Linked DNA regions of Homo sapiens: all the other regions are linked to region 2. A link is a loop called in an ENCODE intact Hi-C map of the cell type or tissue named here. Cell type or tissue: psoas muscle. All regions are shown on one strand. Each heading gives the region's core, and the rest is flanking DNA. Links, peaks and the distances in the headings are about the cores only. Region 1 holds the start of LINC01118 (long intergenic non-protein coding RNA 1118). Region 2 overlaps LOC124906004 (a long non-coding RNA gene). Region 3 has its middle 12 kb from the start of LINC01118.

What was found. A loop is a pair of places that touch in the nucleus more often than their neighbours do. Peaks named below come from ENCODE experiments on the same cell type or tissue, not always from the same donor. Only the 100,000 strongest peaks of a DNase experiment are listed, where the experiment ranks them.
Region 1: a loop joins it to region 2, with 2.4 times the contacts of the local background. A loop is called at or near these places in 60 of 110 quality-filtered maps.
Region 3: it touches region 2 in a loop (5-fold over the local background); 60 of 110 quality-filtered maps call a loop at or near these places.

Annotation. Positions count from the first base shown.
Region 1 is chr2:46,811,783-46,822,544 of GRCh38, reverse strand. It overlaps LINC01118 (long intergenic non-protein coding RNA 1118), which reads right to left and starts at 5,877. Exons shown (of 4, transcript NR_034099.1): 1 at 5,633-5,877; 2 at 5,112-5,297; 3 at 4,314-4,365; 4 at 1-444. RefSeq lists a silencer at 6,355-6,619. In psoas muscle, for the core only: no CTCF peak of the experiment used is centred there; DNase peaks (open chromatin) are centred at 4,094 and 8,214; H3K27ac peaks cover 3,823 bases.
Region 2 is chr2:46,868,567-46,879,328 of GRCh38, reverse strand. LOC124906004 (a long non-coding RNA gene) reads right to left here. Exons shown (of 2, transcript XR_007086310.1): 2 at 4,009-4,486. Among named protein-coding and RNA genes, the nearest start is that of MCFD2-AS1, 25 kb to the left of the region's middle. RefSeq lists enhancers at 1-215, 216-716, 5,430-5,929, 7,085-7,379 and a silencer at 7,085-7,379. In psoas muscle, for the core only: a CTCF peak has its summit at 2,356 (motif pointing right); DNase peaks (open chromatin) are centred at 2,040 and 5,518; H3K27ac peaks cover 3,099 bases.
Region 3 is chr2:46,799,520-46,810,281 of GRCh38, reverse strand. No RefSeq gene overlaps it. Among named protein-coding and RNA genes, the nearest start is that of LINC01118, 12 kb to the left of the region's middle. RefSeq lists an enhancer at 6,798-7,092 and a silencer at 6,798-7,092. In psoas muscle, for the core only: no CTCF peak of the experiment used is centred there; no DNase peak of the experiment used is centred there.

The sequences.
Region 1 (10,762 bases), core at 1,005-9,004, 57 kb after region 2:
GAGACTGATATTATAAGATCTCACACCACCTCTGCAGGGTCTTGAATTAGGGGGCTCTGTCACTTCTATTGTCCCTCTCAGGAAGACAGCACCCATCCCACACTTGCTTGCCAGGCCTTGGCCAGAGGAAGGCAGCCCTGTTCCCGGGTCCCCTATCCCACATCAACCACAAGGCAGGGGTCAAGACTCCCCAGGAAGAACCCAGGCAGAGTTTGGAGGATCTAGATTTCTCTAGGAGGACAGGGGCGTGAGACCCCCCAGGACAGACCGAAGTGGGGGACTGGCATGTTCCTGAGGCTTCACGGGAAGGAAATTCCCCAGATAATTTCCGCCCTTCGTTTTAGAATCACCCCTCCTCATCAGGGAGCTTTCTCTTGTGTCTGATCTCAGTCCTCGCTGCTGGAACTGAAGTCCTGCTCCATGCTGAGGCTGGTGCTAGTTGCTCTGGGGGCACAAGCAATGGAGATATTTTTGTTAAGCACTTACTCTGATTAACTCATTTACTTTTCCCAATGATCTCATGAGATAGGTCCTATTTTTATCTTCATTGCACAGGAGAATCTCAAGGAGGTTAAGGGACTGGCTTAAAATCACACAGCTAGTAAGTAGGTCAGCCTCTGGCCTGCCCTACTCCAGGACCCGAGCCCTGAACCACAGTCTGATGCCGTGGACCTGCTTTCAAGCAGCTTACAGTCTAGTTGGGTCTGTGAGACCATTGAAGAATCCCAGCAGAGGCAGGTAGTCCAGAGTGTGTGGCCCAGGAACCTAGATGAAGGAGGGACACTGGGGAGGAGGCAGCCAGCCCCAGGCCTTGCTCCTGGCTCCCCATGCTCCCCTGGGAGGATGCTCATATCCTGTATTTCTGCCTTCACCCTCCCCAGGTGTGATCTCACTCCTCCTCTCCTTGGAGGCCCCAGAAAAGTGGCTATTGTTTCCTGCCACACAGAGAGCTTGGGGACCCATGAGACCCCTCTCACTCTGTCGGGGGCAGCTCAGGTTCCTGGCAGTGATAGGGTTGGGTGGTGCCCTTCAGCCTCCCAACTGCACCTTTTGTATGTATTTTTCCTTCCAGAAGGGTCTGCACTAGGAATGTAGATGAAGGACCCCTGCTGGAGTCCTTCCACTTTCCCATCTCCTGTTTCCCTACCCCCTACTTCTGGTATTCCCTGCTCTTTGGATGGGGCAGAACGGGGCAGAGCAAGTGATATCAGGAGAGCCCAGCCAGTGTCCTGCTGTCTTAAGCTCTCAGTGGCAAGTGGAGATAGAGATACAAAAAGCCCTTCAAAAAAATCAATGAATCCAGGAGTTGGTTTTTTGAAAAGATCAACAAAATTGATAGACCGCTAACAAGATTAATAAAGAAGAAAAGAGAGAAGAATCAAATAGACGCAATAAAAAATGATAAAGGAGATATCACCACCGATCCCACAGAAATACTAACTACCATCAGAGAATACTATAAACACTTCTACGCAAATAAACTAGAAAATCTAGAAGAAATGGATAAATTCTTCAACACATACACCCTCCCAAGACTAAACAAGGAAGAAGTTGAATCCCTGAATAGACCAATAATAGGCTCTGAAATTGAGGCAATAATTAATAGCTTACCAACCAAAAAAAGTCCAGGACCAGACGGATTCACAGCTGAATTCTACCAGAGGTACAAGGAGGAGCTGGTACCATTCCTTCTGAAACTATTCCAATCAATACAAAAAGAGGGAATCCTCCCTTACTCATTTTATGAGGCCAGCATCATCCTGATACCAAAGCCTGGCAGAAACAACAAAAAAAAAGAGAATTTTAGACCAATATCCCTGATGAACATTGATGCAAAAATCCTCAATAAAATTCTGGCAAACCAAATCTAGCAGCACATCAAAAAGCTTATCCACCATGATCAAGTGGGCTTCATCCCTGGGATGCAAGGCTGGTTCAACATATGCAAATCAATAAACGTAATCCGGCATATAAACAGAACCAAATACAAAAACCACATGATTATCTCAATAGATGCAGAAAAGGCCTTTGACAAAATTCAACAGCCCTTCATGCTAAAAACTCTCAATAAATTAGGTATTGATGGGACGTATCTCAAAATAATAAGAGCTATTTATGACAACCCCACAGCCAATATCATACTGAATGGGCAAAAACTGGAAGCATTCCCTTTGAAAACTGGCACAAGACAGGGATGCCCTCTCTCACCACTCCTATTCAACATAGTGTTGGAAGTTCTGGCCAGGGCAGTCGGGCAGGAGAAAGAAATAAAGGGTATTCAATTAGGAAAAGAGGAAGTCAAATTGTCCCTGTTTGCAGATGACATGATTGTATATCTAGAAAACCCCATCGTCTCAGCCCAAAATCTCCTTAAGCTGATAAGCAACTTCAGCAAAGTCTCAGGATACAAAATCAATGTACAAAAATCACAAGCATTCTTACACACCAATAACAGACAAACAGAGAACCAAATCATGAGTGAACTCCCATTCACAATTGCTTCAAAGAGAATAAAATACCTAGGAATCCAACTTACAAGGGATCTGAAGGACCTCTTCAAGGAGACTATAAACCACTGCTCAGTGAAATAAAAGGGGATACAAACAAACGGAAGAACATTCCATGCTCATGGATAGGAAGAATCAATATCGTGAAAATGGCCATACTGCCCAAGGTAATTTATAGATTCAATGCTATCCCCATCAGGCTACCAATGCCTTTCTTCACAGAATTGGAGAAAACTACTTTAAAGTTCATATGGAACCAAAAAAGAGCCCGCATTGCCAAGTCAATCCTAAGTCAAAAGAACAAAGCTGGAGGCATCACGCTACCTGTCTTCAAACTATACTACAAGGCTACAGTAACCAAAACAGCATGGTACTGGTACCAAAACAGAGATATAGAGCAATGGAACAGAACAGAGCCCTCAGAAATAATACCACACATCTACAACTATCTGATCTTTGAAACTCTCAATGTGCTCAAAAAGGAGTGTTTGAGGATCCAGTAGGAAATGGCTGTGGAAGCTCTACTAGCTCTAAGTGGTTCTGCCTGGTTTGGCTTCCCTCATTCTAGGCTTACTCAATTTTTTTTTTTTTTTTTGGATAGAGTTTTGCTCTTTTACCTAGGCTGGAGTGAAGTGGCACGATCTCGGCTCACTGCAACTTCCACCCCCTGGGTTCAAGCGATTCTCCTGCCTAAGTCTCCCGAGTAGCTGGGCTTATAGGCGCCCACCACCATGCCCAGTTAATTTTTTTTATTTTTATTTTTAGTAAAGATGGGGTTTCACCATGTTGGCCAGGCTAGTCTCGAACTCCTGACCTCAGGTGATCCACTTGCCTTGGCCTCCCACAGTGCTAGGATTATAGGTGTGAGCCTGGCCGACTTACTCAATTATTGCAGCCTCCAAAGCTTGGCTCAAGTCCACTGCCTCCAGGAAGATGTCTCTGACTACACAAGTCTGAACCAAGTTCTCAGCCTGAAGGGGTTATTGTCCACACTTAGTGATATAAGGCTGTTTTCCATCAGCGCTAGAGAGCCATGGGGACACCAGGCAACCCAATAATGACCACAGGCTGGAATCTGCCATGGTGCCCCACAGCACCAGGCCCCATACAAGCTCAGGCCTGCTCTGCTCAGAACTTCTCTGCTTTAGGACTTGGTGGTTTTCCATGTGCTTTACCTGGGATCACCAGATATGGGGGAATCTCTTAACTCCCAGGGAGACGGTTTGAGAAGAGATCTTTGTTATTCTCACCACACTGGTGAGGAAACTAAGGAAGGACCTGGGCAAGGTCACGGAACTGGTTTATGGATTGCAGAGTCAGGACTTGACCTGGGTTCTGATGCTCCCAATACACCCCAGGCTGCCACATTTGCCCAGGGCCTGAAGAAAGCCACACACAACACAAGTGTGTGCACCTGGGGCTCATTAGACCTCTCAGTGGGCTTTTGCCTTTTCTTTGCTTCACCAATTCCTCCTCCTGGCATTCCCGACCTCTCCCAGAACCCTCCCACAGCCCTACAGGGAGCCAGGCAGAGACAGTGATGGCTGGAACAGACCCTGCACACTACATACATGGGGATCCAGGCCACAGCGGGTGGGGCTTTGCTCTTGGCAGGACAAACAGTCCTGGTTCCGAAAGGCCCCAGAGGCCAGGACAGAGTTTTAAATAGCCAGTGTCAGGCCGATTGTGAGGCTCGGTTTAAATTAGCTGTCAGGGCTCCATTGAATCAGGTTTAATTGTTGATTGGTGCTGAAATGATGAATGAGATGTGGCTTTAAATAGGAAGCATAAGTGTTTCAACCTCACCCTGGGCTGGAACTGCAGGCATGATCTGGTGTCCTCTTATTCAAAGAGTTCCCTGGAGGAGGAGAGGCAAGAGGAGGAGCAGAATGAGCGGCCTGGGCTGGCCCGGGTTGCTGCACCTGTTTCTGGGTGGTCTAGTGTTCCAGGACAGATATAAGGATCACCTGATGGAGGCTCAGGGAAATAAGGTCTCAATAATTCAATCAAGCGATCCTTCTTCAACCCATCTGTCCACCATTTTCCTTATCATCCTTTGACCAAGGTGCTTATTCCCATCTGTGCCTTTGCAGGGGTCCCCAGACCAATCTTCCTAGAGTTGACAGAGGAAGTGGGGGGACAAGGCAGAGAGGAAAAGTCCACCATTCTTGGGAGGTCCTGCATTTAGACCTCACTCTGTCCCTCATCAACTGCATGGCTTTGAGAAGTCATATGAGCTCTCTGAGCCTCAGTTTCCATATCTGTAAACTAAGACAAAGCTTGCCCTACCTCCCTCCTGCAAGGAGCTGTTGAGGGATCAAGAAGGCTAAGGCAGGGAAGGAGCTCTGAAAACTGTGATCGCGGCACTACTGATGACTGATCAGCGCCTCCCCTGCCTGGCCCTGGGCCAAGCTGGGGTGACTGGAGGGTGAAGTGTGAATGGGAAGAGGGAGACCCCAATGTGCCTTTTGCAGCCCATGGGCTCCCCTCACCGACACCCAACAGGTCACCGCCTACTCAGTGGTGGTTTTTCACCTTCCCCAGGGTTGCTGGACAGTTCCAGTGCTCTGGGCCAGGGCCGGGTTCCCCACCCACCCTTCTCACCTGAGACCTGCCTGGTGAGTTCCCCCAGCTGCATCTTCCATCTCCAGCTTCCTCTCACCCTCACCTGGAGCCAAGTAGGGCAGTCAGAAGAGAGGGCAAGAGAAGCCCCACAGAGCCAGGGTTGTAACCGCCAGTCTTCTTGGTAGAGGAAGCTGGAGGGCTGATTTCTGGATTTGCCTCTCAAAGCTGGAAGAATGGCAGCAGGTGGGAACCAAGGACCAGCCCCTGGTGAGGGAAAGCTGGGTAGCTTCGAGAAGGCACTGTAAGCCTCCACAATGGTGTTTCTGGGGCTCAGGGCTGCAGTGGCTGCTGCTAGTAACACCCTCCCGAGAGGGTCAGGGAGTAGCCCTCATACCCATGTCAGCTGGCTCCTGCCACCCCTGGCTACACCAGACTCAGCAGAGTCCTCTTCATTAAGAAGGCAACTGTCCTAAAATGCCACATTCCTCATGATGTCACTCCCAGAGTTGGTCAGCAGCCCCCCATGGCCTGTGGGGTGGCGCCCAAGCCCCTGAGCTCACCTGTGACAGTCCTCATGGTCAGCTCCACCTGTGGGTTTCCCCTCTCCTCTTGTACTTTCAGCGGCAGAAAGGTGCACTGAGCGGACATGGGATTCCACACTGGAGTCCAAGCTCACATGTCTTGTTTTTGTTTTTTGAGACAGGGTCTCGCTCTGTCACAGGCTCGCCTTGTCTTGTCTCTGCTCCCTCACTAGCTGTCATCTGGCCCCAGCCTCCTCACCTGCTGGCGTGAGGAATATTTACCTGCTCCAGAGCAGGGCTATGAGGGGTTGGGAGGAGTTGGGAGATGGCCCCAGGACAGCAGCACGAGGTGCACCTGAGGAGCTCAGGAGGGGCGTGTTCAATTTCCTTCCTCACCTTGCAGGCTTGGTGGGATTGTTCCAGGAAAGAATCTACAGGGGAAAATGTGCTTCTGAAAACTTTTAAGAACTACACAAATTCTAGCCTCAGGAGCCCCCTTCTCCTGGATTTCAAGCAAAGGGGCCTGTGCACTCCAATAGGGCCTCCCAGCTGAGGTGTGGGCCACCTTCCTCCCTCTCCCAACATCCTCCGATTCCCGCCCATTTCTCTCCCACCCTCCAGGTCAGTGGCCTTGGGTTCCCTGTGGACACTAGCAGTCCTTTCCGCACCTGCACACCTTCTCTGCTCTCTGTCTTTGAGATGCGTGCCATTTCGTCTTCTACCCTCAACTGTCTTTTGAGTTTTACCACCTCCAGGATAGGGGATTTGAATCACCCTTGTTATATTGTAAAGGGTGGGAAGACTCCAGCTGACCCCAGGGTGCATGCAGAGGCAAAAAAGAGACAAAACACTTTTCTTTTGGTTTTGTTTTGGTTTTTGGTTTTTGGAGACGGAGTCTCACTCTGTCACCCAGGCTGGAGTGCAGTGGCATGATCTCGGCTCACTGCAACCTCCACCTCCCAGGTTCAAGCAATTCTCCCACCTCAGCCTCCCAAGTAGCTGGGATTACAGGCATCCACCACCACACTCGGCTACTTTTTTTGTATTTTTAGTAGAGACAGGGTTTCACCATGTTGGCCAGGCTGGTCTCAAACTCCTGACCTCAAGAGATCCACCTGCCTCAGCCTCCCAAAGTGCTGGGATTACAGGCGTGAGCCACTGCACCTGGCCAACTAAACACTTGTCTATTTGTATGGTTTTTTTTTTTCTCTTTAGCTCAAAAAAGTTTGTTGGGGGTGGGGAGTGGGCTACAGAGGAGATGCTTTTGAAGAGAAAAACATCACAACCCTGAAAATTCTGGTGAAGGACAGAAGGCTCAGGAAACAGGCTCCCCAAAAAGGCAGCCAGGGTGCCAGAGCACGTGACCTGCTTTTCATAGTTTCTGAGCGCTCTCTGCCTGCATCGTTGTGCGTTCCTCCCAGACATGTGAAGTTGGTATTATTGGAATGCCTACTTGCGTTGATGGGGGAAACGAAAGTAGGTATTATAATTCCCACTCCATAGAAAAGGAACCAAGGTTTGGAGAGGTTAAATACTATTGACGATAAAACAACAATAGCTGCCATTGGCTGAGAGCTAATTGTGTGCAGGCTCTGGGGGAAGTGCATTTGAGACATCCTCTCATTGAGTCCCTCAGCCATCTGGCAACGTAGACACCATCGCCCCCATCTGATGGCAACTCAGAGATGTTAAGAAATGAGTCCACATTTAGGAAGTGGCAGGGCTGGTTCTAGGACAGGGGTGGGGCAGCCAAGGGTCATCTGGGGCCATCTTCTCATCTCTGAAGAACAGACATGGCCAAGGGCAGAGCTCTGGCTTTCTTCCCTTTGCCTGGAGTTAGATTTAGGACTTATAGGACCCATAGATGAAAGTGAGAGAGAGGTAGGTTTTAGTTCAACCCCTAAAAACATTTTAGATGAGACTTTCCTTAGAAATAAGGAATACCCAAGGAATTCAAAGTCTGGATGAATCTTCTACCTGGAGTGTTGTAGAAGAGACTCCTCCTGTGCCTGGGACAGACAGGGCTTGGTCTCAGAGCTGGAAGACCATATCCTAGCGCTACCACTGACCTACTCACGTCATGATCTTGAGCCAACTACTTGACCTCTCTGAGCCACAGTTTCCACATTTGTAAAGATGGGAAAGTAAGGCCTTTCCAAAAAGAACGTTGTGTGGATTCTGAAATATGAAATAACAGATGCAAAAGCACTCCTGGCTTGGCCCAGGGTTGGCATCTGATAAATACTGGCTGAATCTGAATCTAAGCCAGGTAGGGGCTGGGATCAGAGGACAGTGACAGTCCCTTGCCACTCTGAGTGTCTATGACTTCCATCACCACACTGGCCATGGGCCCTGCTTATCGTATCTGCCACAGGTAGCCAAATACCCAGGTGAGGATGTCCCCACAGGACTGAGAAGAGATCTGCTAAGAGTATTCAGTTTAACGGCAGCACCATGTCCTTGGTTCAACTTCTTTTTGTGGGGGAGCGTGGAGAGAGGAGGGGAAATTTTATGATCAGTCTGAAGTGGAAAGAAAGCTCTTATCTCATTTCCTTCTCAGAGCTACATGTGATGGCTGTGACTCGGCCGTGGACGTGCTGGGGAGAGTAACGGGAACTGACAGCGGCCTGGGCCACATTCTCTAGTCCTCTTCCCACAGAGGCGTCCAGAGAAGGGGAATCGGGCCCTCTTTGCCGTGCCAAAATAAACTCGCATTGTTTCCAGCTCCATGAGAGGCCTCGAGTGAAGCAGCCTTTGCCAAACCCTAAAAGGAAGGAAGGCTGAGCGGGGGGAGGGAGGGGTCCCTGGATCGGGGGATGCACCCACCACCTCGCTTTCTCCTGACTTTCTGAAAACTCCATGTGGGCAAGCTCTAAAGCAAATCTCAGAGGGCACTGTGAAAATCTGTGCATTTAGGGGAGAAAGAAAGGACTCGAACTCCCATTTGTTAAGGGTCTACTGTATGGTAGGTACTTTGTTCATTAAGACTCATATTGGTGGGCTGCAGGCGCACGCAGACCAGGGTTCAAATTCTGACCCTGACTCTATTTGCTAACCACGTGACCTGGGCAACAAAGAACTCTGAGCTTCCATTTCTTGCAGGTAAAATGGGGCTGTTATGTAACAGCAATTCTTCAGAGAGGTGTTTTGAAGGTTAAGTCAGGTAATGTGGTAATGTATGTAAAGTTCTCAGCATAGTACAGGGCATATAAATACACTCAGTATACATGAGTTATTATTACTGTTATACAGCTGCTACTCATAATAATATCATCTTAAAACTTTCATGAAAATGCTGAGAGGTAGGTATTGTTAAATAAACATGACAGGTATGGAAAGTGGAGGCTCAAGAGAGGTTGAGGCACTTTTTCAGGGTCTAACAGTTAACGAGCGGTAGGCTCAGGATTCAAACTCAGGTCTGCCCAGCTTGACGGCCATATGTGTTGCACCTGCATCTGAGATGAGGGCTGACTGGGTTTTCTCATACAGATGCCAAGTTGCTCGGAGGCTGGAAAGCTGGAAAACAGCAAAAACAGAGACTGCTGGGCATCACTTTCATGGCCCAACTGCTTCCCAGACTTCATAGGCTCAGCCACCCTCCAGCCGGGCCTGGCTGACCACCAAAGCCTACGGTTCTCCTTGCCAGGCCTCAGGGCTCCTCTGTCTTTCAGCATCCATCTGGAGTGAACGTCTGCAGCGTGGGTCCCGTCTGCACCACTGGTCCCCAGGCCCTGCACAGTTGGCCTCCTGCTCCTGCATGGACAGCTTGTTGGAGCTGAGCCAAAGCAGCCTGGGATTGAAATCCTACCTCTGTCCCTCACTAGCTGGGTGACTCTGGGCATGTTACTTGCTCTCTCTGAGCCTCAGTTTTCTCATCTGTAACTCTGGAGCAAGAGTACCTAGTGAGAATTACGGGAGACAATGAAGATGACAGTAAGTGCTCCGAAGGTGTTAGCTCTCCTTCCTCCCGTTCCCTGCCTCTGGAAGTGGGTGCTCCTGGCTCTCCTGCTCACTCAAGATCATGAGGCTGTGGAGCCCCAGGCCAGGACCTATTTTTCATCCTGATATGTACTCTCTGCATGTCATCCTTAATGAAAAACGAATAACTCATGTGTTCATTTCATTAAATGCTGCCCCCACAAAAGTGTGGGCTTGTGCAATTCTCCAAAGACTGTCAGCTGGAAGATATCTCAGAATTCCTCGTAAATCAAAAGGTTTCATTTTGCTGCCAAGACAGTCAACTCTCTTTGCCTGAATAAGACGGTGGGCGGTGCTGGGCTGGGATGGAATCGGAGACTTGCCTGCTTGTCCGGGCTTTGCCAATTACCCACACAGGAAGGGGGCAGACTGCTTGTGACTCTGGCAGAGAAATGGGTGGGATGGGGTGCTGGATCCTACAGGGTCCTTCCTTCTCCTCCTCCGGTTCTAAAATTCTGGACTTTGAGCTTTCCTTCTCCCTCTGCCTCTCCCAGCCCCCTCCCACTATGCTCCTCCCGCTCTGCTCCACAATCCCTGCCTCTCCAGTCAATCAGGTCAAATCAGCTCAGGGCAGAGTCTGCAGAGAAAAAGCATCTATGCATTCCTGGCAGAGGATGATCTTCTAATGCCCCTTAGCGCAAAAGCAGCCCTCCTTAGGGGTGAAAAGAAGGGCAGCCAAAGTCTGTGTTTCTATTGTGGGGTCCAGGAAGAGTGGGGCATTTGCTCATGGAGCTAAGGATGGATAAATTTAGAAGTAAAAAGAGGGTTCCTCTCCTGCCCCCAGCTTTGGAAAGGACCCCCAAGCCAGCCCAAAGGGGCTTTGTGGTCACCTAGTGGAGCAGATTCCAGGCCACCCAAAGGGGTCTGCACATTGTGGGTGGCAGTGGGGTGGGGAGTGCACAGGGTGAAGGTCCCAGAGGAAATTGGGCCTCTTAAAAACCACAGTCAGAGCTGGTCTCTTGGGGAGGGGAGATGAGGGTTGCAGAATTAAGTTTCAATGTCTTTACTGCTGGGCTGCCCGACTGAGAGTAGGAGACAGATATAGAGGACCCAAAAGATCACTTCTGAGTGCAGGGGTTGGGAAGGAGAAGGAGACAAAAGAAGGACAAGGACAGGAACAGAGAGAGGCGAGGGGACCAAGAGAGAAGTGAGGGGGGCAAGGGGAAGGAAGGGAAAAGGGGGAAAGAGGAA
Region 2 (10,762 bases), core at 1,012-9,011:
TGGCTGAGGGACTTTTCTTAGAGTAGTCCCTGTCACTGCCCTGGCCACCCCCGCCAGCAACATGTTCCCAGGCTCTGCCCCCACCTCACTGCTCTCAGCCGACTCCCTCGTTGATGCTGGCAGTCCTGGTTCCCTTGACTTTCCTTTGTTTATTTTGGAAGGCCTGGTCATTTAGCGGCAGGCACTGCAGTCATTTGGTTCCAGCTGTTTCCCTCGGGCCTGGCTGGTGGATGGTCTGTGCTGGAGACAGCTGGCCTGAGTCGGGGGAAGTCAGGGCCCTGCGGGACAGAGACCAGCAGTAGCTCTTGGACATGCTTAAAGGACAGTAGCCTATTGTGGGAGAATTGACTGGGGCGGGCTTGGCTCCAGCTACCCCTTGTGGCCTTTGAGGGTCACAAGATATTTCTGAGGCACTCTGCTTTCTTCTGCCTACAGCCTGTAGCCCACCCAGCCCAGGCGGACACTGTGTGTGTGTGTGTGTGTGTGTGTGTGTGGTGTGGTGTGTGTGTATGCGTGTTTGTATGTGTGTGGTGTGTATGTATATGTGTGTGTATGTATGTGAATGTGTGTATGTGTGGTGTGTGTGTATCTGTGTGGTGTGTGTGGTATGTGTATGTGTGTGGTGTGTATGTGTTGTGGTGTGTGTGAGTGGTGAGTATATGTGTATGTGTGTGGTGTGTGTATTGTGTATGTGTGTGATGTGTGTGCATGTGTGTGTGGTGTGCGTGTATGTGTGAGTGTGTGTATGTCTGTATGTGTGGTGTATATGTGTATGGTGTGTGGTGTATGTGTGGTGTGTATGTGTGTGGTGTGTATGTATGGTGTGTGGTGTGTGTGGTGTATATGGTGTGTGGTATGTGTGTGGTATGTATGTATGGTGTGTGTATGTGTGTGTGGGTGTGGTGTTGGCACTGGCATGTGAATGTATGTGTGGTGTGTCTGTGTATGTGTGTGTGTGAGTGTGTGTATGTGTATGTGGTGTGTATGTATGTGGTGTGTATGTACGGTGTATAGTGTGTGGTGTGTATGGCGTGTATGTGTGTGTGTGGTGTTGGCAGAGGCATGTGAATGTATGTGTGGTGTGTCTGTGTATGTGTGTGTGTGTGTGGCATGTGTATGTGTGTGGTGTGTATGTGTGGTGTGTATGTGTGTGTGTGTATGTGTTTGTGGTGTGTATGTGTGATGTGTGTATGTGTGTGGTGTGTGGTGTGCGTGGACTGTGTGTGTGGTGTGTATGTGTGTATGTGTGTGGTGTGTGTATATGTGTGTGATGTGTATGTGTGTGTATGTGGTGTGTCTGTGTATGTGTGTGTGCATCTATGTGTGTATGTGTGTGGTGTATATGTGGTATGTGTGTGGTGTGTGTGGTGTATGTGTATGTGTGTGGTGTGTCTGGTATGTGTGTGGTGTGTATGCGTGTATGCGTGTGGTGTATGTGTGGTGTGTGTGTGGTGTGTGCGTAATGTATGTGGTGTGTGTGTGGTGTGTGCATGTGTGTGTGTGGTGTGTGTGTATGGGTATGTGGTGTGTGTGGTGTGTATGTGTGTGAGTGGGTGTGTGTGGAGTGGGTGTGTGTGAGTGCGTGTGTGTGGAGTGGGTGTGTGTGGGTGTGTGTGGTGTGGGTGTGTGGGCGTGGGTGTGGTGTGTGTGAGTGGGTGTGTGTGGTGGGTGTGTGGTGTGTATGTGTGTGAGTGGGTGTGTGTGTGGTGTGTATGTGTGTGAGTGGGTGTGTGTGGTGTGTGTGTGTGTGAGAGTTTGTGCACGCGCGTGTCTGGGGGACATCAGGAAACTCTCCAAGAGAATCTTTTCTCCAAGAGAATCTTGGCAATGGGTTTTTTTAAAATTTAAAAAACCCTCCATTTGTTTATTAAATAGGTAAAATATCGCCAAGGTAGAAAATACTGATAAGGAATCTTAAAATCTCTCTGATTCCACCATCTAGCAGTGCCTGGGCTAACACAGGGCACACTCTCCTCTAAGGCACTAGTGTGGCTACCGCGCGGGGACCTGGCTGGGTGGAGGAAGGAGTGAGGCTGGAAGACGGGAGTTGGGGCCAGATGGTTCTGTGTCATAGATGGAGAGACAGAAGCCACATGGAGAAAGAGCATGAACCTTGTCCTCAGACGAGGTCAGAGCCTAACTCTGGCCACTCCTTAGCTCTGTGACCTTGGACAAATTACTCAACTTCTCTAAGCGTTCACTCGCTCATCTGAATGAGAACAATCATGTCTACCTTGCAGGACTGAATGAGAGCAGACCTATCTTGTGCCTGACATGTGGTAGAATCTGTTCAATAGATGTCAGTCCCTCCCCAGGAAGTTTGGATTTTCTCCTGCGAAGCTATATTTTAAGCAGCAGAGGGCAATGTTTATTTCTTATGACGGATGAATTGACTCCTTTAAAAGCATTTGCAGGATCATAGAGGCCAGTGCTGGTGCAGGTGTGAGGGAATGTGCACTCTTATAGGCTCCTGGAGAGGGAGGCGTTTCACTGGTACAATCTTTTCTTGGTGGTTAGGTATTGTCAAATACATTTACAAGAGCCCGAGAGTTTCACTGGTACAGTCTTTTCTTGGTGGTTAGGTATTGTCAAATACATTTAGAAGAGCCCAAGAGTTTCACTGGTACAGTCTTTTCTTGGTGGTTAGGTATTGTCAAATACATTTAGAAGAGCCCAAGAATTTCACTGGTACAGTCTTTTCTTGGTGGTTAGGTATTGTCAAATACATTTAGAAGAGCCCGAGAGTTTCACTGGTACAGTCTTTTCTTGGTGGTTAGGTATTGCCAAATACATTTAGAAGAGCCCAAGAGTTTCACTGGTACAGTCTTTTCTTGGTGGTTAGGTATTGTCAAATACATTTAGAAGAGCCCGAGAGTTTCACTGGTACAGTCTTTTCTTGGTGGTTAGGTATTGTCAAATACATTTAGAAGAGCCCGAGAGTTTCACTGGTACAGTCTTTTCTTGGTGGTTAGGTATTGCCAAATACATTTAGAAGAGCCCAAGAGTTTCACTGGTACAGTCTTTTCTTGGTGGTTAGGTATTGTCAAATACATTTAGAAGAGCCCATTGGTTAGGACTGAGCCCCTGTGCTAGGATGGGACAGACCAAACCAAAATGGAGTCACTCGTGCTGAAGCTCCACCCCAGAAAGCCAAAAATAAGTTGTTTATCTGACCTTCCCAGAAATCAGGAGAGTGAAAGATAGTAGCCAGATTGCCAAACAAGCCTCTGTTTTAACCCTATAAGGAGAGTAACTTTAAAATGACCGAGATCCACTTTTTGTTCACTGTGTCTCCTTTCCTCAGCCCTTTTCTGTCTATAAAGCCAGTCTCCTCTGTTCAGCTGTTTTGAACACTCATTCCAGAAGAGGTGTTGCCAGATTCATGAATTGCAAATAAAAAACAATGAAGATCTTTAAACTAGATTTGATGTAATTTTATCTTTTTTTTTTTTTTTTTTTTTTTTTTGAGACAGTCTCACACTGTCACCCAGGCTGGAGTGCAGTAGCATGTTCTAGGCTCACTGCAACCTCTGCCTCCCCGGTTCAAGTGATTCTTGTGCTTCAGCCTCCTGAGTAGCTACGATTACAGGCTCACACCACGATGACTGGCTAATTTTTAGTGGAGATGGGTTTTCACCATGTTGTCCAAGCTTGTCTCAAACTCCTGGCCTCAAGCACTCTGCTCGCCTTGGCCTCACAAAGGGCTGGGATTACAGGCATGAGCCTCTGCACCTGGCCTAATTTTGTCTTTTGACAGTGTTATGCATCAGAAAACTTTTTAAAAAAATGTCTACCCTTTAGTCCAGCAATGCCACTGTAAATAACTTATCCAGTAGAGACGATCAGTCCAGACGCATTTACAACACTATTCATTCATAGCGTTGTTTCAACGCAAAAATGACAAATAAGATAAATATCCAACAACAGGGCACATGCATCCAGCTCTGACACAACCTTACCATGGAAACACAACTGGTCATAAATGTCAATGTACCAGTAACTAGTATGTACCAGTAATGTACAGCTAGGTTTATTAACATGAAAACTGTAAAATGTTATTGAATGAAAATAGGTCACAAAAGAAAGGATGTACAGTATGATTTCATATTTGTAAAAAGTTGTATGTACCCGCGTTGTATAAAAATTTTTGGAAGGTTTCCAAGGCCCTCATCCCTGGTTTAAGAGACACCCTCGATTCTTTAAACTAAAGAATGCCAGCCATAGAGGACTTTGGTCACTGGTAGCCAAACATGTCACAAGCAATTCAGAAACTAGCCCCTCTGCCTGCAGCATTCGAGTTCCCCAGAAGGCATCCCGGCCGCAACATCACTGGAGTAGAAAGCAGATGCCTTCCTGCCTCAGTTTATCCAGGATAGGGTCGGGAAAGCATGTGAAGGAGACCAGCTATTCTTTACCTCATAAACCGAGGGGAATTCAGGCTTCCACAGAGACAGGAGAGACCAAGATTAAGCCTGGCTCTTTCCTCCTAAAAAGAAGAGAAAGAGACAAGGTCAAAACTGGCCGTAGGACACAGCTGTTTGGATTCATCAGTCCCCAGGCATTTATGAGCACCATTATGTGCGATGCATTTTGCTAAGTGTAGAAAGGTCACAGAGCCAGAGTTCTTGTCCTTAGGGAGCTCATTCTAGGGGGAAACAAAAATAACCTTGACGTGACTGGTAAGAAAAGAGGGAGGTGACCCAGAGGGGGAAGAGGTGCCCTCCGTGGGGAAATAGAGGAAGGCCTCACTGAGGAGGTAACCCCTGAGCTGATCTTGAAGGATGCAGACAGGACGGGGGATGGATGTTAAAACGGGACAAATGGCATGGACAGAGGAAGAGGCTGCCCGCTCAGTTTCTCTGGGTGTCTGGGCATCTAGACATTCATTCTGTCTCACAGCAGCACTTTTCTGCTTCCAGCTCGCAGAGTGGGGAAAACAGCCACCCAGAGCCCTCCATTTACATGGCTTCCAGCCAGCGCAGTTGGTCCAAGGCTGGAATTGTAGTCCCAATTCCAATTTTCCATGTCTAATGCCCACTCCTGGCCTTGTAAATTGTGGCCAGGTGAGGTAGACACTGTATGGACAAGATCCAGAAGTCTCTGTGGCTCTAACCAAGAGGGCTGGTGGGTGGAGGGCATTTCCCAGGGAAAAAGAGTGGAGTGGGGTGCTGAGTGGACAGCCCCTAAATCTCCATGCAACCTCAAAGGGATGATTCCAACCAGAAACTGATGCCTATACAGCCCATGTGCCCTGTTATCTTTGACACACAAGCTTCTGATTGAAGGACAGTAATTATTACCCCAAATGTGTTAGGAAATAGTAATCTCCCAGATATAGGCTGTCCCATGTGCACTTTGGGCTGCAGGCCCAAGCACATGTGTGTATGTACACACACATATACACACACATACGTGCATACACATGTGCACGCACCAGTCCACACACCCAGAGCAAGAGGAGGAACTCAACTCCTCCTGCAGTCTGCCTGCATCTGCGAAGGATCACCAGCACAAACAATGCAGGGTGACTCATCGCCTGTGACTAACAGGCCTGCGGCTCCTCAGGTCCTCATGGCAAATGTCTCATCATTGTCCTTTTAAACCTTCAATGATGGGGGTCTCCCTAACCTGGCCTCCACCTCCAACCCAGAGGAGCCTGGAGGGAGAGAGCTCATTCAGTTAGGAGGGGAGGGGAGAGCTTAGAGGAATTCACCAGATCTGTGCAATGGGGTGGTGGTGGGGGTGTTACTTTATGAGATGATTTACTGAACATGTGCTGCAACACAGCACTCTTCACTGGAAATTCAGAACAGGGGATAATTTCCCCACAATCTATTTCCTGGCATCTTTTCAGAAATCCATGGATGGTGCAAAGTAAGATTGGAGTGTTGAGGGGGAGGAATGTCTCAGGGGGAGCAGAAACTGCCAGTTTAAAAGCGATCATCAGCTGGATGCGGTAGCTCACGCCTGTAATCCCAGCACTTTGTAGTCCCAAAACCATTGCCCTGCCAGTGGTTTTGGTGAGCATGTCCACCAGGAGATGGGCCTGTCCAGGGTCCCAGTTGTGGAGCTGGGAAAGCAACTATTTATTCAACAAAGGACGAACAGGAAGACCAATGTAACTGAGGATGAGAAGGAGGAATGGGAGACAGATTCAAATGATCCATGAAAGCCATCCTAGAGGCCTGCTATAGTTGGGATGTGATTTGTGCTCACCAAATCTTATGTTGAAATTTGATCCCCCATGTGGTGTTGGGAGGTAGGGCCTAGTGGGAGATGTTTGGGTCTTGAGGATAGAGCTCTCAAGAATGGCTTGGTGCTGTTCCCAAGGCAATAAGTGAGTTCTCACTCTGATGAGAGCAGATTAGTTCCTGGAAGAGTGGGCTATTACAAAACCAGGATCCCCCTCAGGCTTTGCCTTTTCAGATATGTCCACCTCCCCTTTGACCTTCCACCATGTTGTGATGCAGCACAAAATCCCTTACAAGGAGCTGAGCAAATGCTAGATGCTAGCCCCATGCTTATTGAACTTCCCAGCCTGCAGAACCAAGAGCCAAATAAACCTCTTTTCCTTGTAAATTATCCAGCTTCAGGTATTCCTTTATAGTAACACTAAACAGCCTGTGAATGCTTAGGAGTGAGAACTCCAGGAGAAAGACTACTTCCTACCAGTCTTAGCAGGTTAGGATCAAAAGCTTTTCTAATTTGAATGAAAATTAGGAGAAAATATGAACTTCTTCTGAACTTCAAGCTTGTCAAGGGAGATCCTGGTTGCTCACGTAATGCATCACATAGGACAGGCCAGGTTATGCTAAGTCACAAACAGCTTTAGAAAATCTTACTGATTCAAAACAACAAAGGTTTCTTTTTTGCTCACAATGACATGTTCATCACAGATCTTCAGGTGCTCAGCCTGTCCTAGTCAGCCAGAGGGCCAAGCAGCTATTATGTGGCACTTGGACAATTGTCATGGAAAAGAGTATGCTGACTTTAAAAGTTTCCACCTGGAAGCAACACTCATCCTTTCCGCTCATGTGGCAAGTCACATGGCGCGGCCTAACTTCAAGTGGGCAGGGAGTAACCCCTTTCAAGAGCCCAGAGGAGGGAGGGCTGGAGTATTTGTGAACAGCCCTAATAACTTGCGTGCTTAACCAGAGCACATGGCGTGCAGCAGATTCCTGGTACAGACTCTATTGACCTCAGGAATTCCGAGAAGGGAGACAGCATCATGGCTAGATTCAGGGAAATCTTCCTGGAGGAGGTGAAGTCTGAGGTTAACTTTGAAGGACAGTGCAGCTTTAGACCTATTAGATAAGGAAGATGGGCCAGAGGGAACAGCCTGAGACAGTAGATTTGGAAGGAGACCAGGTCTGGAGGCCATAGTAGTTCCTTACTTACATCTTCTCCCAACCGTGGTCTCTTTCAGGCTCCAGGACTCATGCTGGGAGGGCAGAAGGAAAAGACTGGGCTGAGGCCAAGCAGAGATGAAAGTTGTTTTCGAGTATTAACCTGATCAGGAAAGGAGAGTTGGTGGAGACCCCTCAACATCCTCGGCCGCAGGCCCATCACACCCATACTCATCTCCGGAGGAGTTCCAGTTCAGAGAGGAGGTCTAGCCAGACTGGCAGCTGTGCTGTTCTGTCCCTCACTGACTTTTTCCTCCAGCAGATGGGCCCCAGGGCCCCACTGTCAGGCCATCCCCAGAACGAAATAAAAGCATTTTTATGAGAGAAAGAGACAGAGGGGGAAATGAGTGCTAGGTTTCTCTGCTAGTCACTCACCCAGAAAAAGCACCAACTGGGGGTCTTAATATAGTCCTATGGACTGAGTACTGAAGATAGAAGGAAAGACAAGGCCTTGCTTGGGGATGTCCTGGTGTGGAGGAGATGTGGTCCTTCCCTTTGAGATATCCTCAGGCAATGCCTTCAGGGTATTCTCGGTCTTAAAGGGAAGATAGAACTTCTCTGCATCCTGTTTCTCATCCTTCATAGCAATTAATTGAAATTGGCAACAGGAACCCAAGATGGTCTGGGAGCAGGTGTTAGGAGGACTTCACACTCCTCCCAACTGGGGCCACTCACAAGAGAAGCCTTAGACTTGGTCTATCTAACTGCCGGGTTATTGCAAGGAATAAATGAGCTCTTTGATAAGAGAGTGCTAAACAACAAAAACAACATTAGTAATAGATCATTCAAAAGCCAGGGCCTGCAGGTTGGACGGCTTGATGTCAAGGCCCTGAGGATGGTTAAGGACTAGACTCCCCACTTTCCCTACAAGTGGCCGCCCAGTACTGCCCTGGTGATGGGTAGTCTTCCGTGGGGCCAGCTCCTGGGGGATAAAAGAGGAGCCACAGGGCAGAGGGGAGGAATAAAAGAATGGAGTGGGATGGCTGAGGTGGGCAGGATGAGGATGGGTAGGAAGCGCAGGAACTGGAAGAGAATAGGGCAAAGCGCCTCCTGGGGTTGAGAATGGGAGAGGGCCCAACAGTTGGTTCTAGGGTGGGTAGGAGATGAATCACAGTTCTGGGATGAGGGGGTAGAAGTCTGGTATATTGACCAGGGGGAGGACTTGTGGCAGGAGATGGAAATTGCGGTGAGCTGTGTGAGTTTCAGATACACAGGGACAGCCAAAGGCAAGAGTGAAGACGGTCACAGCCTGGAGCAGAAGGCTGGCCTTCCCCAGGCTCAGATTCTGATGCCCCCACCCCTCTGCCTCTGAGTCAGGCTCACAAGCCCCGTGGGAAGCTGTGGATGCTTCTGAGGCACCAGAGGGGCTGGGTACTGCTGAGGAGGGGAAGGTGGGGCTGGGAAGCAGGCAGGGGCTTAGAGCAGGAACAGAGATGGGCTCCAGGGACTGGGCAGTGAGCTCCATGGTCTCTCTGTGGACCAATATCAGGGCCAGGTTTTCACCCTTCCTAGAGCTACGTGTCCAGGAGCAAAGAGCTGCTTGGATCTTCCTCGGAGCGGTGCATGTGCTAAGAGGAGGAATAGAATGGCTTCTGCCATCAAAACTGTCCCCCTTCCTTCTCTCATCCAGTCAGCACTGGATGCACCTTGGGCGGAGGAGTTCAGTGATGCTCACCTGGGATCCAGCCAGGAGAGGGCGTGGTCTTCACCCCTGCATGGACCCCTAGGTGGCCAAAGATCAGGACTCTAGTGCTCAGACTTCAAAAGTGAGCACAAAGGCATATAATAATAATGATAATAATAATAATAGCAACACATTCTTATCTTGTGCTTGGCACTGCTCAAAGGACTTTGCAGCTGGAATCCCACCACAACCCTGCTATTGCCACCTATGTTTTATAGATGGGGAACTGGGCACAGAGAGGTGAAGGAATTTGCCCCAGGTCCCAGGGCAGGAAGGGGAGCAGCTGGATTCCAACCCAGACAGCCCAGCTTGTGGGCCTGTGCTCCAACTGGACATGGACTGATCTGCTGGAGGGTTTCCGTTACAGCCAGCAAGTCCTTCACTCAGAAGATACTGCCAAACTCGGGGCTGGGCGCTGCTGGGGCTCTGGGATCAGTGCCCTGGAGTCCTGGGCTTAGGAGTTGGGGGAGGCCAGCCAGGCAAAGGGGCCCTGGGGGTCTGAGGCAGGCAGGTCAGCTGAGCAGGGCTTCAGGGTGCAGAGGGAGGGGCAAGATATGGGCACAGGCATGGAGTAGGGGCAAGGAAAGAGTAGGAGGGAAGAAGGGAGGGGGACTCTCCAGACAGCAGATGAGTGAATTGGGAGAGCTGAGGGTGAGGGTTAAAACGACAGCAAATGCAGGCCTCATCTGGTCTATAAACAAATAAAATTGGAGCCACAGTGGGGCACAAACAATGTCCTGGAGACAGAACAAGTCGCCACATGCCCTGAGTGAGGCTGGAAGAGGGTGGGCTTCGGAGCTGCTCCTGGCAGACGCCTTGCTGGGCCACAGTGTCAGAGACTCAGAACATGTGCTAAGTTCCAAAGAAGAAGAAAATCCCCTAGCCCATGGGCTGCCTGGAGTTGGGGACGCTGGAAGGGGGAGAGAAGGACCTCCTCAAACTCGGGCAGGCTCTGACCTTCAGTGAGGACTCAGGAGTCTGCAGGGACACTGTCCAGGAGGCACACAGGGAGCTTGGCCTAGGAGGCCAGAAACGGGGGGTTCAGGTCTGGCCCTGCTCCTGCCTGTGAGGGACCTTGGGTAGTTCACAGCCTCTCTAAGCCTCATTGGTGACATGGGCACATGGACTATAACTATTGCTATTATCAGAATTACTCTCATCAGTAGAGAGCCTTCCGGGGAGCCCTGCTCAGGCATCTGGGCTCCTTCTGGCCTCTGTGGGCAGGACCACCCCTGACACCCCTGACACCCCTGTCTACAGCAGGGCTTCTCAACCTTGGCACTGGTGACATTTTGGGCTGGAGGCTTCTTTGTTTTGAGGGCTGTCCTGTGCATTTCAGGAAGCAGAATCCCCAGCTTCTACCCATTAGATGCCAGTAGCACCCCATCATGAAAACCAAAATCCTCTCAAGACTTTGTCAAAGGTGCCCCCTGTTGAGAGCCATGGGTCTAAAGGGAAGATAGGTGAAGATGAGCCACAGGACAGATGAGCCAAGGGGCTGCACTGGCAGATCCTGGGGTGGGTCCCTTCATCTCTCCCAGGTCCTCAGTTTCCTGCTTCTTATTATGGGAAACAGAACTCTGGGCCTCCAAGACAGAAGGAGAGATGCTGTTTGGAACCTGGAAGCTGTTTTAGGTCGGGTTGGGTGGGCTGAGGGACCACTAACTATCCC
Region 3 (10,762 bases), core at 1,032-9,031, 69 kb after region 2:
TTCCTCAGTCAAATCTCCCTTCCTTCTCCTAGAGGTAACACTATCCTGACTTTTCTGTTAATCAGAAAAAGTCTGATTGAACCTTGCTTTCCTTTATGGTTTTACCATTTATGTATGCACCCTAAACAGTACTACAGTGAATGACAAATGCCATTTGTAAGAGAAAAATGCTGAATATCTGCAAATTCATACAGCTTCATATAGTTTAACCTACTCGTCTATTTTTAAACTTGGAAATAAATGTACTGTATGCATTCTTTGATGATTTGCTTCATTTGGTGGACATAGCTATAGTTTCATTGTATATATTTTCACTGCTGAGATTTCATATAGCATACAAGCTCACAGTTAATGCATTTTATGGCTGATGGACATTTGAGTTGTTCTCAGTGTTTGGTCCTTACTGATGTTGTTGTTGTAAAGCTTTCTTGTCTCCTGGTGCGCACATGCATGGGTTGCCCTAAGATATTTATCTAGGAATAAAATTGCTGGATGACATGGTCTTCAACATGACTAGATCAAGTCCAGTTGCTTTCCACATTGGCTGTACCAATTTATACTCCCAGAGGCATCTGCATCCTTGTCATCTCTTGGTATTACAGACTTAATTTTTCCAATCTGGGGGGTACAAAATGGTATCTTATTGTGGTTTACATTTTATCTCCCAGATTATTAATGAAGTTGAGCTTTTTGTTTGTTTCTTCACCATTTGGATTTCCACTTTTCAGACTTGTCTGTTCAAGTCTGTTACCTTTAAAAAATTGGTTTTTTTCCCCTTGATTTTTAGTTCTTTCTGTGTTCTGGATATTAGTCCTTCATTGCTTATATGTGTAGTTCCAGTTTGTGGTTTGTTTTCATCTCTTTATAGTCCCTCCTTGATCTCTCTCTCTCTCAAAAATAATTTATGATAAAATTCCAAACATATACAAAAGTAGATAGAATAATATGATGAATCTCCTTGTACCTATCACTCAGCTTCAACAATTATAATTTCATGGACAATCTCGTTTCACTTATACCTTTTCAACTTCTGCTCCTCTAGCTTTATTCAGGTGATCCACTCACCTCAGCCTCCCAAAGTGCTGAGATTACAGGCTTGAGCCACCACACCTAGCTACTTCTTTACTTTTATATCTCATTCAAGAACTCTTGTTCTGAGAGCACAAAGGTATGTGCTTCTCTCTCTTTTTTTAAAAGGTTTGTAGTTTTACGTTTCACATTTAGCTCTTTATTCCAAATTAAAGAGATTTTAGTATGTGGTGTGAAATAGAGATTCAATTTTTTTCCCCCTATAGCTCTTTTTTTCCCTCCCCGGAATAATTTCTTAAAAAGTCTTTTCCCCACTCCCCTGTAATCTGCAGTCAGTCATATTGATCAAGTATCCATATATGTGTGGGTCTGCTCATGGCTCTCTCTTCTGTTTTATTGATCTATTTCTCTATGCCTGTGCTAATGTCACACTTTCTTAATTACTATGCCTTTATAATAAGTCATGATATCTGGCAGGGCAATTCCATCACCTTCTTTTTCTTATAATTATTGCATTTTCATATGAGTTTTATAATAAGCTTACCAAATTCTACATGCAAAAATGTGTTGGGATTTTGATTGTGATGCATTGAATCTACATATAAATTTGGAGAAAATGGCATATTTACAATATAGACTCATTCATCCATAAATATAGTAAGTCTCTGCATTTATTAATGCATTCTTTAATGTCTCCCAATAAAATTTAATATTTTATACAAAATTAGCATACATTTTGTTAGACTTATTCATAAATACTTCATTTGTGTTGCAAGTATAAATGATCACTTTAAAATTTTTTATTTTCTCAATGTTTACTGTTCACATATTGAAATAAACTCAAGTTTATTTGCATGTTAACTTTATACCCAGCAATTGTGCTAAACTCTTTTACTTGGTCTAATAACTTGGATTTTCTATTTACACAATAATGTTGTCTCTACATATTTAACATTTTGTCTCTTTTTCCCCAAACTTAAGCCTTAACTTGCTTGCTTGCTTGCTTTCTCACTCTCTCTTTCTTTCTCCCTCCCTCCCTCCCCCCTTCCTTCTTTCCTTCCTTCCTTCCCTCCTCCCTTCTTCTTTTCTCCTCCTCCTTCTTCTCCCAATAATATTGTCTATACATATTTAAAGTTTTTTCTCTTTTTTTCCCAAACTTAAGACTTAATTTTTTTCTTTCTTTCCTCCTCCTCCTCTTTCTTCTTCTTTTGAGGCAGTCATTCTATTGCTCAGGCTGGAGTGCAGTGGCACAATTGTGGCTCAGTGCAGCCTTGATCGCCCAGGCTCAAATGATCCTCCCACCTCAGCCTCCCGAGTAGCTGATACAACAGGTGTGTGACACCACACCTGCCTACTTTTTTTTTTTTCAGACAGAGCCTCTATGCGTTGCCCAGGCTGATCTCAAACTCCTAGGCTCAAGTGATCCTCCTGCCTTAACCTCCCAAAGTGCTGGGATTATAAGCATGAGCCACTGTACCCAGCCTTCTCTTTCTTTCTCTCTTTCTTTTCCTTCCTTCCTTCCTTCCCTCCCTCCCTCCCTCTCTTCTTTCTTTCTTTCTTTCTTTCTTTCTTTCTTTCTTTCTTTCTTTCTTTCTTCTTTTTCTTTCTTTCTTCCTTTTTTTGAGACGGAGTCTCACTCTGTTGCTCAGGCTGGAGTGCAGTGACATGGTCTTTGCTCACTGAAACCTCCGTCTCCTGGATTCAAGTGATTCTTCTGCCTCAGCCCACTTAGTAGTTGGGATTACAGGTGCGTGCCACCACAGCTGGCTAATTTTTGTATTTTTAGTAGTGATAGGGTCTCATCATGTTGGCCAGGCTGGTCTTGAACTCCTGACCTCAGGTGATCCACCCACCTTGGCCTCCCAAAGTGCTGGGATTACAGGTGTGAGCCACCATGACTGGTCCTTTTCTTTCTTTATTGAAATGGGTAGGATTTCTCGTACAATATTAATAGAAGTAGTGATAGTAACCATGCATTTTTTTCTCCACCTCAAAGTCTCGTTCGACGAGATGATCTCTTTCCAATGCAAAGATCTTGATTTTCCTCACAATCATCTTCTTTCTGGCTCAAGCAACTACCCACAGCCTTCTAGAGTGAGACTAAGAATCATAATTTATATCCAGACTTTACATTCTTGAGACAAGGTCTGGCACTACTGCCCAGGCTGGAGTGCACTGGCACAATCTAAGCTCACTGCAACCTCCACCTCCTCGGCTCAAGGCTTCCACCCACCTCAGCCTCCCGAGTAGTAACTACAGGCGCAGACCACCATGCCTGGCTAATTTTTGTATTTTTCATAGAGACAGGGTTTCACCATGTTGTCCAGGTTGGTCTTGAACTCATGAGTTCAAGCGATCTTCCCATCTCAGCCTCCCAAAGTGCTGGGATTATGGGCATGAACCACCCAGCTATATCCAGACTGTTGATAGTTGCATATCTCTAGCCTGAATGTAGAAGATCCTGGAGTCTGATCTCTTCTCCAATATTTTGTATTTGTTGAGTCATTTCCTCTCAAAACTCCCAAGCCATTTCTGCTTCATAGTTTGAATCATAACTAATAGTCAAAAAAAAAATTGTGATGGTTGAGAGGTTGGCTGTGCCCATATCCCTTTTTGAAGCTCTCTCTGCCCTTCTTCAGGGTGAGAGAGATGGACTGTGCCTTTGTTCCCACATCCTAGCACTGGCTGAAAGAAGCGACATGTGCTATGCTACGCCATTGTCTCTGGGGTGTCTAAGTTGCATCCAGATGTAAGAACACCAGATACAGCACAACTAGACTCACCAAGATCAGGCCCTTTCACCAGGGAAGTGCCTAATGTTCTGGCCTACTTTTATTGAGGGTTGATAGAACAAACAGCTATTGGAAGAAGGTTTGCCAAATAAATATTTGAGATGGTGTTCATCGTGTTGTTCGATGTTCCCTACATAAGGATTCATATAATATATTGTGTTGGAATTAAGTGTCAGTATAGTTAGTCTCTCCTGTTGAACTAACATATGTCTGCAATGGGATTAATACTTTCTGGAATTGTCTTTAGATACATTTTCATGTCCTGTAAACCTTGTTGTTCTGGAGTTTCTTGTACATTGGGGTAATGTCTGAGTCTCAGACAGAAAGCTAGATGTCGAGAGAGTCAAGGTTTACTAAATTCCTTTGACCCTCTTTTAGCACATCAAGAGGTAGGCCTGACTGACTACATTTTAGAAGATGATGAAGGAAAGTTTATCTCTCTATCCTCATAGACTATGGGAAGGGGAAGGGGGATAGGGAGAGAACAGGTAGATCAGGCACCAGAGCTCTTCTCTGCCACTACCATTATTACCTTCCCCACCTTCCCCACCAGTGTGTCAGGGCACAACCTAGAAAGTTGGGAGCTTTTAAACACATGCTTTTAAAGCATGTCTGAAGGCCGCAGGGAGCGTCTGGGCTGGAGGCACCCTTCTCCAGGTACGCTGGGTCCAGGAGAAGCACCCACATGAAGGCCTGGAGGTAGCGCAGGAAGTAGGAGGTAGGGGAGCCTGAGACAGCACCTGAGCAGGTGTTGAGAGTGCCAGCAGAAAGGCAGAGGCCTGGTGACAGGACTGAGTGACCACTAGGAAAGCTGGCAGGGACCATGGGCTCCAGCGACAGCTCCTGGCACAGCGCCCCAGAAAGCAAGATGGGGCCATCCCATCATAGCAGTCATGAGCTCAAGGAGCAGGCTGTGAAGATCCAGGCAATGCCACGGGAACCCAGGGGCCTCCCTCCTGGGCTGTGCAAGACTCTGATAGGAATCACCTGCCACACGGGGATTCAGCAGCCAGAGAGAGCAGTCTCCAAAAGGCTGACATTTACGTGAGTGAGCCAAGTTATCTATGAAAGACAATTTTGATTACTAAATCAAGCTTGAAATTTACCAAATTGGATACAATTTAGGATTTTACCCGCCTGCTTCCCAGTGAAACTGATAAGAAGACATTCATTATAAAGAAAATTTTAGCCAGGTGTAGTGGCATGTAAGCTACTCGGGAGGCAGAGGCAGGCAGATCACTTGAGCCCAGGAGTTTTAGTCCAACCTGGGCAACACATCAAGAACCCATCGCTAAAAAAAAAAAAAAAGAAAGAAAATTGTAAAAGTTACACTTTTTCCCCACAATTGCATTGTAGTGTGAGTAAATGTTTCCCCACTGCACATCCTTTTTATGAAACTAAGATTTATCTCATTGTGGCCTCTTTTCAGCTGCAGAGCTGACTCGCATGTTACATTCAGTGACAACAAATGTTCTTGCACAAGTGTGGAAGGGGCACAAGAGTTGGAGTTTGGCTGGCCTGGGTTTGTGGCCTGGGCTGGATTGTGACTTTTGTAGACTCCAGGCACTTTTATAGTTGTGGACTCCCTCCTCCATTAAAAAATTAAATATATGTTACTATTGTGTTGGCATAAAGACGAATCTATTAATATCATATATTAAAACATTTTTTCAACCTCAATGTTCTCTTCTCTTCTTCTGATTTTAAAAGAAATTTTAAAACATTTTAGTGGGCCCCTAAGAGTATCCTGGGCCCTGCGCCTATTGGAGAAGTCAGCCCTGCTTGCACCTTTGCCTGCCCTGGACATGCCTCTTTGCTTGTCTTCCTCATCTGTAAAATGGGGTTGCTGGACTAAATGATGGAGTGCATTCAAGGACACGGCACCTGGGGTAAATAAATGTGGGTTTCCTTTCTTCATCTCCATGGACTTGATTTTCTATTTCTATTTTCGTGATCTTGCGGCATATGTGGTTTTCATTGTGAGTCACCTTCAAAATTCTCTTTGGAAGTAGGTGGGGTATAAATTATAAATAAAAATTCCTTTTTACTTCCTCAGCACTTAGCACAATGCCGAGCTTTATATTCCCAATCCTTGTTTGTTGACTGTGCCGGTAAATGGCTCTCTCCCGGCCAACCTCCGCCCACCACCCTGTCCCACCCCGGCCTGACTGCTCTTGGAGGAGGCATCCTTTCTGTCTTTCTTTGGCCTCTTCTCTCTCCCTCAGAATTCTTCTTTCCTTAGTGGCCTGTGCTCAGCTGGCTGTCAGAGTGAGGAAGGTGCCCACTAAATGTCACACGGTGAGCTGGGTAATATTGCCACAGCCCCACGAGGCAGGGTGTGTGCCCTGCTCCACCCCGGAGGATGCTGTGGCTCAGCGAGGAATTGGCTCCACACGTGGTGGGACTGGGATTTGAACCCAGGCCTGTCTGGCCAGGCAGTGGCATGGTGTGTTAAGCCTCCATGGTTTGCAGTTTCCAGCAATCTGAGGGGATTTCTTGGCACTGTTCAAATCAAACCCTACTGGAAAACGTGGAGGTCCCTCGAGGTGTGTGTTCAGCTTTGTCACCGTCCCTCAGGCCCCACCATTCACCCAGCTGGAAGTTTGTGCTGAAACTCTCTTCCTAAATATTAGAGGGGAGCAGTGCCACAAGCAAGCGGGGAGGAACCGGGAGCCACACAGCTCATGCTGGAGATTCAGTGGTATGTCCATCAAGAGGGTGGCTACCAAACACATTTCCTTTATTGGCCGGACTTTAGAGTGCTCAGCTCCAGGACTTTAAAACGGCACCAGAGTGTTCAATGAGCTTGTATATGTGAGGCACTTACAACAGCGCCTGGCATACGTGTTGGCTGGAGCCGAACCGAATGCACCGAATCATTCAGCGCACATTGAGCACCTACTGGGCTGCGTGCTGGGAAGATACACATGAATAAAACATCTTCCCACTTATTCAAGAGAAGGCAAAATAAAAATTGCCCCGCGATGGGATAGAATCTGCAATTAAAAAGAAGAGCATGTGCAAGTTTATTTATGTCCTATTACACAAGCTCCTCCATTCTCCACCCCCACCCCCACCCTCTCAATCTGTCGCATTCAGGGATCTGGGGCTCTGAGCATTTGCTTGAATTAAACAGATTCAATGGCATGTCAGGGTTGGGAGGAGAAATGGAGAAGGTGGAAGAATGAGATGGAGCGATTAGTTAAAAAGAGAGATGTTGGTAGTCAATGCACAGATGCCTCCTCCTGGAGAGGAGAGGAGGTCAGACAGACCTGGAATGTTCCCTTGGGAACAATCATATTATTAATAACTGTGATAACGATGCGTGCTACTGAGTGCTCCCAGTGCCAGGCGCTGCTCTAAGCCTTCACACAGATGAGCGTATTTAATTCTCCCAATCCCCTAAGGAGGCAGCTTCTATCATAAACCCCATATTAGAGCCCAGAGGCTCAGCAGGGGGCAGTGACTTGACCAAGGGCACCACCGCCAAGAGGCAGCCTCCTGCCTGGAGGCTGCACTTGTCCTGTGGCCTTCACACAGGTGCCTGTGACATTGTGAGACAGGTGAGGTCAGGGTGCGGTATACAATACCACTGCAGACTAGTTGGAGTTTAGAGCAGAAAGCAGGAGGTCGGACTGGTGGAGTTTGAATCCTGGCCCACCATGACCAACTCTGTGACCTCGGCCAATGTCTTTCTATGTCTCTGTTTTCTTATAAGTGAAATGAAGATTGAGGATGGTGATGACGACACCACCTCCTGGAGTGGTTGTAAGGCTTTAACACAACTGTGCACACATAGGGTTTAGCAGGGCCTGCCCAGACGAGCAGGATACATGGCAGGCATCCCTGAGCTCATGATTTGTCCCTAGGAGAGCTCGCCCTGCCATCATCCAGGCAGATGAGCTCAGGCTTCCAGGCTTCTGCACTCACAGATGAGGGGGCGAGCTCAGGACAGGCAGTGGGAACCACAGGGGGAGAAATGCTAATGAGAAGTGACCCCACCCATGGAGCCTGTCCCCAAACTGATGAGCATGTTGGGAAATGTGCCCAAGTGTGGCAGGAAATGCCTGTGGAAATGCCTTGGACAGGGGCAGCCGATGACTGGCCACGGGGACACTGGAGGACATCGCCTGGCCTCTGCCTCCAAGCAGGGCACCGTCTGGCTGGGGACAGAAGCCTCTTCACACGAACCAATGAGTGGCCCAGGCGGGGTCTTCCCAAGGGTCACCTGCAGCGTGTGGTTCTGGCCATCGGAAAGAAGAGTGACCAGTGAGCCGTGGGCTGGGAGCCTGTATGGGCAGAAGGCCAAGGGGCTGTAGGAGGTGGCATGTGTGTGGGATGCTGTGACTCAGCCACTCACCCCAAGGACTAGCTTCAGGTCTGCTTGCCCCACCTTCACTTTTGACCAGGCATTTCTGATTTTCTCTCCTTTTCCTCTTTTTGATGAGGGACAGCTCTGTTGTCATAAGTGAGGCACAGCCAAGGCCAAGGTCTTCCTTTCCAGAGCTGTTCTGGGCTGGGCCGACTCTGCTATTTGAATGTACAGGGCTCATTCTACAGTATGCCAATAAATGTGCCCATGAAAAAGAAGACCTTTAGAGATGTGCTCATGCAGATGATTCTATCCCACCTGTCACAGAGGGAGGCACAGCAACCATCTGCTAGATTCTCTATTCCCACCCCACCCCTTACATTTTTAACCACATATTTTCACAGTTTGCCTTACTTATTTAAATCTGTTATTTAGAAAGACACATGTATTGCTAAGTAAAGAAACGGCAGCTTTTGCCCATTGAAGCCCGTTCTTCCCATATTCTGTAGCTGGCTGGGGTCCGCTGAGAGACCCTTATATGTGCAAGCCTGGGTGTCCTTTAACCAGGCTGGATTTAGGACTGAATCCACTCCGGATTATCGAGTGCTCTGTACTAGAAGGGGAGGAGAGCTGACACTTAATGTGACTTATCTTTCAGAGTAACAGTGAGACCCCAATCTCTTGGTCTCTACTGTAGTGGATGTGGATCCCTCCTTTAACCCGGAGACAATACTGTATGTCCAAATGCTATGCTCTTGAAGTCATGCTGCATGGCCAGACCATTGAGTCAGTTATTTGGCACCTACTGTATGCCACACATTGTGTGCCAGGCACTGGCAATGCCTTGGGACGAGATGAAGTCCCCACCCTCATGGAACTGACACTTTTGTGGGGAGAGAAGAGCTAGAAAGCCCAACACGGACAAATTGTGTTAAGTGCCCTGAAAGGAACAAACTGTGATAGAGAATGGAGAACAGCAAAGAGGACCGGGGGAAGGAGGGCCCACAGAAGAGTGATGTGGAAGCCAGGCCCTAGCCGGGGAGAGGCAGGAAGAACTCAACACGTGCAGAGGGAAGGCGAGGCGAGTGCAGTCCGGGAGGAGAGAGACCTTCACATTACCTGGGAAGCAGGAGAAGAATCTGGCCCTGAGCCTCCTCTCTACCTCCTACCTGCAAGCCCCGGGGTCCCCCTGGCCTTCTCTGTCTTTGCAGCTCCTTAGAGTGGGAAGGACCAGGCCTTGTGCCTCTGCCCATGGCCAACAGAGCTCCCTAGAGAGCCTGGGCTGCCCGCTCACCCAGTAGTTCCGGGCCATGCCAGAGCCTGCACCTGGCCAGAGGCCCAAGGAGTTCTGACACCTCCCCCAGCCCACACGACTCCCGCCCCACCACACCCCACTCGAGTAACAGAGCTTGCAGCGTCACAGCCACTGCTGCCATCTCTTTGGGCCTCTGGTCACCTCCACACAGCCTCATCACCCTGATCATTGCTGCTGCAGCTACAAGGCACCACTCACTGCCCTGCCACGCCTTCAGCCTTCAGCACGCTGTCAGGAATATGCTACTGCCTATTCCCCTTCTTTCTGGTGACATCTGGTGACTTCTTTGATATCTCTTCAAATGCTGCTCCCTTCTATACCCCTCTCCCACACTTTCCTGCCTCCTTCCCCTCTGTTCCTGGCACTTCACTATAAGGCTTACTTACCCTGCTGTTAGCTATTTGAGTCTCTCCCCGGCTTCCCAAGGGCAAGGTCTGAATCACTTTTATACTTGCAGTCCCAGGAGCTGATGCAGAGAGTAAATCATCAATACAGCTTTGTTGAATAAATTCTTCGTGTGCCACTTAGAATAATAATCTCCTTCATGTATTCAGCATTTAACAAGCTCATCCAAAACTTTGTGCCATTGTATGCTTGCAACACCGTAAGACTAGGTGCTGACCTGCTGCACAGGTAGGGAAATGTGGAGAAAGGTTACATGATTTATGTTAGATCGCACACAAATTGGTGGCAGGGCTGGGTCATGGTCTTAATATCCTTACTCTTAGTTCACTGCTCTTCATTAACTTCAGAGCACTCAAGCCTGGAGTTAGAGAAAAAACACATTTCTCAGTAATACATCTTAAGATATAAGCTGAGGACATACCTGTTTTAACACAAACTTTAAAAAAAAAACTACACTATATTTGATCTTAGACTTCCCAAGCCAAATAAATACATTAATTAAAAGTACACTATAAGATATGAGGTAAGCCTTTATTGAGCACTTATTATATACTTTTATATATGGAACTCAGTATTCTGGGAGACACAAAAGAATTACAAGACTCTCTTACATAGTACTCACAATTATTCAGGGAAAACGACCCAGGGACAAACACAGCAAATGGAGATAATGTATGGGTGGGTAAATGCAGAAGCTCTTGGAGCAGAGTTGTTCCTGAGGGGCCCATGGAGAAGGCTCTGGGAAGTCATTCCCATCCATGGGACAAGAGGAGTGATAGCAGAGAGGAGACGTGGGGATGAGGAGTAGGGGTGGGAAGGTGCACAGGACAAGGGGGCGGCCCAGGGGCGGGCCAGAGGGAGGGGCTTTATAGGAACACTCGTGAGAGTGCTCCTCTGAGGATCAGAGAG